Linked DNA regions of Mus musculus: region 1 is linked to region 2. Evidence: chromatin contacts called from ENCODE Hi-C or POLR2A ChIA-PET data. All regions are on one chromosome and are shown on one strand. Each heading gives the region's core, a stretch centred on a gene start or an enhancer-like site at or near the end of the contact. The rest is flanking DNA. Distances are from core to core; before and after follow the strand shown.

Region 1 (4,909 bases), core at 734-3,233, 97 kb after region 2:
GTTTTCTGCCTGAGGATAGGAAACTACCAAGAGCAAAGAGGCCTGGGACTCACCCCAAATCCAGGGTGCAAATGCAACCCCTGAGGAAACCAAATGGGATATGCTAGAATCCAAGTACTTTGAATACAAGATACTATCCAAAAGAACAGCTTTCAACATACTGTGGCGTGAGCTGCATGGGGAGGTTGCATGCTTCTACGCCTGCTTACGTTTGCTATATTCAAGAGCAGGTAGCTGCCCACACCTACACTCAACATCTACTGCTGAGGCCAAGCTGACCCCAGAAAGCATTAAATAACTAATCCATCCTCAACCTCTAGTGACTTTGCTCATCTTCTAAGCCACCCACCTACCCAACCTCTGTTCAAATGATTGCTCTCCAATAAACCCACCATCCCATGTCTGAATATAACTGAGACCACTATACTAATGTATTTTCATATAACACATATTTCAGTGTTCAATAAACTCTGAAAGCCCAGTATGGGTTGGTGCTTCCCACCACTGGGAAAAGCACACAGTGTTAACATACTGTATTTTTGCCCATTGCTATTGTGTTAGAGGCAACACCTGTCTGTCCCCTCCTCTTGCTTGACAGGCAGGGAAAGGGAAGTTTTCTGGCTAGCTCAGAGCCAGTTCAAGCTTCTTCCTACCATCTCCTATCACTTCAGGTTCTCATGGGACACAAGGTGGGATTATACACTGCCAGCCCTATTCCATGGGTCAGCTGCCTAGATGTAATAACTGCTCAGTGTCCTGAAACATCGGGAATACCTGACTAATGTCGATGGGCTTGTCTCGGCTGCCAGTCTGCACCAGGAGTTTGTAAGCGAGGACCCCGTCATCTGATCCATTTTTATAATTGTTTGGCATGATCCTCCCAGTTTCCCAGTCACTGTCAAATGCATCCTGAAGTCCTAGAAACAGAAACATGTGCAACACATTAAAACCTGGCCTGAGAGCTTTGGTCCAGAGGGATTAGGCTGAGGACAGGAGGCAGGGTAGGCGACTTGTCTGCAGTTTTCTCTCACTTAAGGAAGGACTCCTGATCTGCTAGTGAATGAACTGTGGTGCTAATCAAAAGATGCTCAGAGGGAAGAATAAAACACACACACTTTACTTAAACTAAGGAACGAAAGCCCAGGAACAAGACAGATGGCTTAGAGCTGCTGTTCTTCCAGTGGATCCAAGTTCAGACCCCAGAATCCACTCTGGAGGGCACACAACTGCCTGCAACTCCAACTCTAGAGATAACTGTCTCTTTTGGCCTCTACACGCACATCACACACACACACACACACACACACACACACACACACACACATCTTTTAAAGAAAACAAGCAAAAAGAAGAAAAGGAGAGGAGGGCACGGCAGTTCATGACTTTAATTGCAAAACGGAGGAAGCAGAGGCAGGCAGATCTGTGAGTTCCAGGACAGCCATGGCTGTATAGAGAAACCCTGTCTTCTCCAAAAGAAAGGAAGGAAGGAAGGAAGGAAGGAAGGAAGGAAGGAAGGAAGACTGAATGAGAGAGTGGGAAAGGGAGGGAGAGAGCAGGTCTCATTATGTATCTCTGCTTGGCTTGCACCTTGACTTCACTATGTAGATCAGGCTAGCTTGGAACTAACAAATCCACCTGCCTCCCAAGTGCCAGGTTGGCCTCCCCCCACCCTTCTTCCTGACTAATTGTAGCAAGAGAAAGCAAGGGGAAAAGACACAGACCATATCCATTAACCATTTCACGCCACACAGGGAGATAGGTCAGGAGTTCCTCACCAAGACCAGAAAATCCACCCCAAGCAGAAAAAAAAAATCACATTCAAGCTCCCAACTTGGCTGCCCCTGGAGCCAGGGTGAGGGAACACAGCTCTGTCAATCTGATCCATCTGTTTGACTTGTGCAGCTAATACAAGCTGTGGGACCTGCTGCCAGGCCATGTAAAGATCACAGCCAGCACCTATTCACTCTCCCCCTGTTCTCTTCCTCCCTGCCACCCTTCCTTCTGAGTGGAGGGCTGTGTGGAGGAGAGGGAGCACAAGGAAATACCTCACAGGGGAAATTTGGATCAGTTTGAGAACAGGAAGCCACAGGCCGACACAGGGAGGCTCTGTGGGGCTCTGTGAGAACAGATGACAAACCGCAAGCCCTGGGCGGGAAAGAGTGAGCCTTCTGGGCTTGGGGGATGGGCGAGCCCACCAGCTCACCACACACAGCTGGGCTTGGCCGCTGTAATCAAAACCATCATTATAGACCTGACAGTTTGGCTACAGCTGTAAAGAGGTAAGCATGCTGGAAGAGAAGACAGGGCCCTGGTGACCCAGACTTGGAGCTGAGCACTGCCTGGGGGGTGCTCTCCCCAATACCCCCACCAGCCTCACTGCACACCAGACACCTCCCAAGTAGACCCCCCAAGTCCCAGCTGCTCAAGATACCCCCTGCAGCAGACACATCTACTCAGATACATTTTATTCCATTTCAGGACTTGCCTAAGGGCACTTCAGAAACTAAAACAAACTAAATAACAACAACAACAACAAAAACACACGGTCTGTGAATGCTTAGCACAGTGAGGTGTTTGGGAATAGAGAGAGGGGAGAGTTGGAGCAGCCTTTTTAACAAAAGCCTCCCTCCAGCATTGTTATGCAGTGGGCTTTGTTTTTAGGAAGTAGGCTGGGTCACCTACAGGCCCTGGGTAGAGGGACCACCGGGGTGGCAATCTCTCCCACAGCTTTTCACAGGTTTGCACAGAGAGGCAGCACTACTCTACACAGATGTTATTTTAAGACCCAAAGCTCTTCCCCACTCCCACTCTGGAAAAATAAAATAAACAGAGAAAGACAACTGGTCCCCCAACCCCCTACAAGAATCCTGGTCTGTTTTCCAAGCAAGGAGAGAGGAGAGCTTTTATTACTTCAGACTTATGTGGGCCTCTTGGCTCCAGGTAGTCAGCCTTCAGCTGCTTACCTCCTGAGAGAACCAATCATGATTCCCATTTTACAGATGAGAGGACTGAGCCTGGTGACAAGTCACAGCTAAGCTTTGAGCCCAGGCAGCCTAAGGCCAGCCATACTCCACATGTATTACTTAGAGTGGGTTTTCACAGGTACAGTGTGCTGTTAGAAGTAATTGCAAAATACATGGAAAATACCAGAAGCTTAGCAGCATCTGCTGTCAAAGCAGGTAACTGAGAGTATATTTGCAAAGGTATAGTCACAGAGACTTCTGCAATACCTAGGGATCTGTGCATGTGCCCTGCCACCAACTTAGAATGAATTTCCTACAATGCTAGCCCTAATGTGCTCTCCAGCTATGGTCACCAACAGTAAAGTTCTTTCAGGGCCCCTTTAGTATTTTCTGACTGACCACTGAAAATCTGAACTTCCACAGGCTGTACACCAAACACTTGCCCCTTGGCTGACATTTACATTCCAACAGTTTACTGCAAACCCTTACATTTCAGCTGCAGTTCTTTAACTAGAAACACTTTACACGGAAAATTATTTTGAGTCTAGGCTAAAGGAAATTACCCAAGTATATAAGCTCCTAGAAATGAAATGATAATGTATTTTGTTCATGTAAGTCAGTGTGAATAAAAAATGAACACCCCCTGTACATGAAGCAATTAGATTTCATCTCCAACTTTACCACAGATGTCCTGAGAGATCGAGATATTATTTCTCAAAGGGAGAGTGCTTTCCTGGGTTCTAACCCAGGGCTGACTTTCAAAATGGCCTGTATTAGCCATTAAGTATGTTTTAGGACTGAGAAAAAAACAAAGTAACTATTGGAGTGTTGACAGACACCAGTGAGCTGGCAAAGTTTAACGGACTTCAAAAGCATAAACAAGAATTTGGAAGAAATGTTCAAAGACCCAAGTAACCAACCACTCAGGAGGTCTAAATAATGCCTCTGCAAGCTAGAGCCCTGGTGTCTGTGACCAGTGCTCTGTAGGATCCAGAAGGCATTACAGCCCCAGGGCTGCATGGTATCCTGCCATCTTAGCACGCATGGGCACAAATGTCTGGGGCTGGGTGTTGTTTGCTTAGCAGCCACAATGTGGTTCAAATATACCGATATCTATACATCTGAATGATTTGGGTCTTCCGTGTGCTTGCCCTTCTCAACCTTGGCCTACCTCACCAAAGGGAAGACACTGGAGAGAGCATTCTACAACACCCTCCTCCACTCAGCACAGCAGACTTCTTTGTCATTGGTGGCAAGTTATTTGCATGTCTTTGGTGAAAGTTGGGATGGGGAGGGGACTGTGGAAAAGCAGAGACTCTCTCAACAGTTTGGCTCTTTGTTAATTCACTACTTAAAAAACAATGCCTTGTGAAACAGAGTAAGAAACTAAAAAGTCAAGGGAATTCAAGTTACTCTCCAGGGTAAAGTTATGCTTTCTCCACCATCTCCCAAAGTCGGACATGGCGCACAGGTATGGGCAAATTCTAGTCACTGCTCAACACCAATTCCTGTCAAATCAAGTTGTTTATCGCCTAATGCAAACTCAAAGGGAAAGTGGCTGTCTTAAGACAAAAAGAGGGGCACTTAAATATGTGTTTAAACAAGCCTAATTAAGTGGGAAATTAAGACAGCCACTGGGATAATCTAAGCCAACAAATACTGGAGTCAGAATTATTTGGGTACTCCAGTAAGAGTAATTTTGCTTGAATTGTGTGGATAATCGTCCTGATTGTCTACTGTTATTTGCGCATGTCAACATGAACAGATGTTTTGGGAACCACTGAACGCCATTCGTATTCAGTCAGCGTGTAGTTACAAGCAAATTCGGACCATCTTATAGCGTTCCCCTGCCAACTAATATTTCCTAGAGATGTGTCTAGGATGGTGCTTGTCACCAAACCGGAGGAGTTTGATCTGCAGGACCAACATGGTGGAAAGAGGACAGT
Region 2 (5,158 bases), core at 49-2,548:
GCCAAATGTGATGGGTGTGAGGAGAGGCGGGGGACGAATAAGGAGGGAAAGATGGGGCACTCCTGACACCACCTCTGGCCTCTACATACACACACATAACCGCCAGTTGTTCAATTGTGAGCGTTAAATCTGCCATTTGGAAGCACCCTAAAGGCGAGGGCCATCCACAAATAGGTATCTCACGTCGGTCACACCCGCTTAGATTAATTTAATGAGGGATGGGATTTTTCGAATCATCTCATACTAGAGGAAAAGTCCAGGCACACAGAGGTCTTCAATATCATTGGCCTGTTCCAAGATTTTCATCCAGCACCCCCTCCAAGCCCAAGCACCTAAAAACTGTTCCAGTAAGGCAGCAAGACAGCAAGACACAAGCATTAAACACTCTCAGGCCTTGAATGGGCCTCTGGGCCTGTCACTCAAGCAGCTGTGGGAGGGCGATCTTGAGACCCTGAGCAGAGCTGCTCTAATGGATGGCGAGCAATAAGCTTCACCTTTGCCCCAGTCCTTCCAAAAGTACCTGCGGCTACGTTGAAACCAGAGGGAGAGGATTTGCTTAAAACAATAAAAATAAAAATAAATGGGGACGAAGGGTAAAGGACAGATGCCTCTCTACCATCGCCGCGAGCCAAGCTCACCAAGCTTCACCTTGGGCCTTAGACCCCACCCCTCACTGTCGGTCCCGCCCCGCCGGGCTCATCTGCGATGGCGCAGCCCCCCTCCGGCTCCTCTCCCTTGTGGAGCGGCCCCTCTAAGTCGTGCGGGCTCCCGCCGAGATCAGTTTCCGTGTGGTCACGCCCACCGCGTCTGTCGGCCACTGCCAAGCTGGGTTCAACTCCCCGATTAGCCACGCCCCTCACCGTCGGCCTCACCTCCCACCTGGCTCTAGCCCCGCCTCCCGCCAGGCCCCGCCTCCTGCCGGGCTATATCTTCCCCCCCCCCCAACCCCCCACATCCCGCCCCGCCCTCCCGCGGCTCGCACCCGCCCACCGTAGCTTCTCACCGTCCTGCCTCAGCTCCACCGCGCCGCGGGAGCGCGGCTCGCCCACGTTGAGACTCGGGCGCACGTTCTCGCGAGTCTTCTCTGCCCTAGCAGGAAACGGCGGTCTTCCCGGGTGGTCCTCACCCAGAGCTGCCTCAGCAGACTGGGCCGCGGCGGAAAAGAAGCCACCGCCCGGCTTCTGCGGCTTGAAAACTTGGCACAGCCTCACGGAACTTTTTTTGTTTTGACGTGTTTGGAATTTTCCCGCGGCCGCAAGGGAGTGGGGCTGCGCGCGCGCTCGCACGCACGCGCAGTGCACTCTGGGGCCCAGCGCGCTCCCGCGGCATGATGGGAAGATCTGAATCTCTCCTGGAGGAAGTGGGCGACTACGGGCTATAGCTAACTCGCGGCGCCGAGTGAGGGCTTTAGAGAAGAGAGAGCCCTGGAATGTGGTTCTTGAGAGACGGGAGTTGCCAGATAGGTCAAACTCCACATAGGGTTCAAGCCTGCTGGGCCCAACCACAAACGAGTTTTGTCTGTGGTTAGTGATCGCTCCAATCCCTAGTCAGGCCCATGTACTGCTTAGTTCAGGTTCAAATCGGTTCAAAGTTGCATTTACGCCACATAAGTGGAAACTTCTTGTCAAGTGAGACATGGCTTATCTTTTATTCTTGAATTTTTAACATTACATTTGTGTGCATGCCAGGTGAACCTAGAGGTCAGTTTGTGGGAATCAGTTCTCTCACTAATGCAGGTACCCAGTCTTCAACTTGGTGGTAGGAGCTTTTACCTGATGAGCGAGCCATCTTGCCAGCCCTTTCTTAAAGATTTTCAAATTTAGATCTGCATGGTTATTTACAGATGTTTGAATTGGGGAAGAGTCAGGATAACCTTAAACTTTTAGATTTTTTTGGTTTGTTTGTTTGTTTCGAGACAGGGTTTCTCTGTATAGCCCTGGCTGTCCTGGAACTCACTTTGTAGACCAGGCTGGCCTCCAACTCAGAAATCTGCCTGCCTCTGCCTCTGCCTCTGCCTCCCGAGTGCTGGGATTAAAGGCGTGTGCCACCACGCCCGGCTTAAATTTTTTTTTTTAATTAGTGCCTAAGAACCATTCGTTGTAATAAGACCACAACTTAGTGCCTTAAAAATAACATGTAGGGAGGAATATATGCCTGTAATAAATAGCTCTTATTTAAATACTCTGTTGCAGGATATTTGATCATACTGTGAATCCCGAGGTTGTATACTAGAAAAAACTATCTCTACACGTGTGGCTTAGCCCTAGCACACTCCTTTAATCCACGATCTTTCTGTTTATTGTAAATTGAATTTGAAAGAGAAGAATAAAGACTAGCCGAAAGACATTGGGTTGTAGAAAAACAACTGCTGAATTAGATTACCTGTATGCTTTAATTAAGGGAGCGGTGTAACAGATAGCTTAGCCATTAAGAGCACTGGCTGCTCTTCCAGAGAACCTGAGTTTGAGTCACAGCATCCACATGGCAGCTCACAATTATTAGTAACCCCTGTCCAAGGGATCTGATGCCCTCTTCTGGCCTCCTTCGGCACCACACTGCACAAACATTAATAAGTCATAATATCCACACACACAAAATAACAACATCAAAATTTAAAGGGAGACCCCAGGGGAACCTGATCCCAAAGTAACATGCCCTGCTTTATGGGATCAAGTGGCATCAAGCCTTTTAATATGTCATTTTAGTCAAAAAAAAATAGCACGTTTAGTGAGACAAGTGTGAATGACACCTTAGCCCTGAAAAAGCCATATAGTGACAAATTTTAAGATTTTTGTTTGTTAGTCTTTGTATTTACCAGCAAAAACAATGTGGAACTAGGTTTGTTTCTTGTCTTTTAGAGTGAAAGTAACCATTTTGGTACTCATATTTGTGTATACACACACACACACACACACACACACATATATATATATATATATGAAAAAAAGCTACCTGGAGTCAGACAACTCTTTGTGTCTCTGGGTGTTAGGAGTCTGGCCAGTCCTACTTTGTAAGTTAGCTGTCCAATGAAAGCCAGCCATAGGGAAAGCACCATGACTCTCCTCACAAGAACCTGTTTTAGGAGAAGTTTAGAAAACCCTTCCTACTTTGGAGGAAGGAAAGCTCAACCTTCTAGCTTTGTTTTAGTACCTAGATGCCAGTAATCACACAAGCTACCTGCTTTGGCTAAACAGGAAAGAAAAATAAGTTTTTATTTTGTCAAAATGAACATTATTTTAAGCCCCTGTGACTTGTCACAGGACTAAGATGAAGCACTGTAATAAAGTCAGATTTCCGTAATTAATGAAGATTCTTGTCCTTTGCCTTAAGCTTGGTCTAGAGAAAGGAACCATCCTCGGGCTAATGTATAGTTGCTTTTCCTGCAGAGACCATCAGTGAGTACATGGTTGTTACATGAGAATAGCCAAGAACAGCAAATGACATTTTAAAATTGGTGGGGCTATTGGGGCCTGAAATTATAAAGACAGGTAACCTATCTCCTTACTAAAAACATGTGAAGGCTGAAGATCAGAGGAACAACCCTAGCCTTGTGGAATCTCTAACAAGATTCCAGAAAACAAAAATCTGTGGTTTTCCCCCATTGAGCAATGAATGACATGTATACTCTTTTAGGAGAATGTGCAACCAATTTTAGCCCAGTTTTATTTAGGTCAGTAAACGCATGCATTCTTATTTAGAGCGTACATCCCAATCCTGGTGTGTTGTAACTAATTTAGCACGTTTTTATTGCCTGCAGAAAGTAATAAGTTACAGTTTCAAATGAGCACATGGCTTAAAAATAGTTTTCCTCATAAGTATTTAATAATGATTCACTTAGCATGAAATTAATATTAAAGAATTTCTAAGAATAAGCACTTAAAAATTCCAGTTGAAAAAGGAAGAAATTATTCACATTTGTGACTTGATTAATCCTGGCAACCATTAAGTCAGAAAAAAAAAGTGAATTCCATCCTATTCCTGTGTCAGTTTCAGATTGACCCTTAAATCACTGAATGTTTTCCCAAAACGAACTTAACTGCATCTTGTCTATTTCTATGCTTAATGAAGGTTCTAGTCTTCAGTTTGTGTGTGTGCACCTGTGTGTGTGTGTTAAACTGTACTTTAATTCTTAAAGATGCATAGGAACAAAACATGTTCCTTATGTTTTGAGTGATGAAATGCCCAACGTGACTGCTTAAGGGAAAGGTGTGTCACCACCCACTGACTCCTCGGCTGCTTGGTGTGGTGAACTCACACACTGGGACACAGGAAGCAAAGAGGGAAAAAGGGACCCTGCCCTGACCAGGCACAACTGTCAAAAACACCTTCTACACACCTGCTTCCAGCCAGGCTTCACCTCCCTCAAAGTTTTGACTGCCTTTCAAAGTAGAACTGCCAGCTGTGACCCAAACATTCAACACTTGAGCCTCTGTGAGATATTTCATAGTCAAGCCATAACACGCAAGCATGAGAAACCAACATGTAAAACAGTCATAGTGGCTATGATCCCACTACTCATGAGCCTGAAGCATAAAGGTTGCCTGGGAAACACAGTAAGGCCTCAAAAAAATCAGTGTTTAATGAGCATCTCTGTTCTGCAGCGTTTAGTGAGCATCTCTGTTTGGGGAACTTCCCCAGGCACTCTATGGTCACTGTCTCACTTGATCTCTAATTCCAGTACCTGTAAGTAAAGCAATGCTCCCAGTTTGTACACAGCCAATAAAGAATAAATCAGGGTGCTGGGGATTAAACCAAGCTGCCGTTCATACTAGACAAGTGTTGTACCACTAAACTACATCCCCAGCCCCCAAAGAATTCATTTTAGATGTGAAAAAACTTCACAACAGACAGTGGCATGGTGGTGTTGATAGAATGGATGTTTGGGATTCTGAAAACTTCGTGTTTTTATGCTGCCTACCTTCATTCAGGCTCTTTTGCAATCTTTAGCTTCTGTACCAATTTCTTATTGCTGCTAGAACAAATGACCAGACTGAATGATTGAAAATGAATGCATTGTTCTATGCTTCTATAAAACAGGGATTCCATGTCAGAACCAGTGGTCTAAAATTAGATGTCAGTGGGCTTTTGTCCTTCGGAGCTTAGATGCTCGGAAGGAGGTTTCCTTGCTCCTAGAGGCTATGTGCTTTCCTTAGCAAAT

The links. Hi-C counts contacts between places; a loop is a spot of excess contacts on that map. ChIA-PET counts read pairs that join two places held with the same protein, here RNA polymerase II (POLR2A).
Region 1: a map of v-Abl transformed pro-B cells shows a loop between it and region 2 (3-fold over the local background). The contact joins the enhancer-like site here to the promoter of Fancc in region 2. A Hi-C loop is called at or near these places in 3 of 37 maps with a recorded cell type or tissue (T-helper 1 cell, adrenal gland and v-Abl transformed pro-B cells). POLR2A ChIA-PET finds 5 or more read pairs at or near these places in 4 of 5 experiments (Patski and embryonic stem cell).

What each region holds. Positions count from the first base shown.
Region 1 is chr13:63,526,373-63,531,281 of GRCm38, forward strand. Ptch1 (patched 1) reads right to left here. Exons shown (of 24, transcript NM_008957.3): 16 at 775-917. Among named protein-coding and RNA genes, the nearest start is that of Ptch1, 37 kb to the right of the region's middle. Within about 2 kb of position 1,984, at least 1 of the 3 ENCODE cell types and tissues checked has a DNase peak (open chromatin) inside an H3K27ac peak, as active enhancers do.
Region 2 is chr13:63,430,447-63,435,604 of GRCm38, forward strand. Fancc (Fanconi anemia, complementation group C) reads right to left here and starts at 1,299. Exons shown (of 15, transcript NM_007985.3): 1 at 1,004-1,299.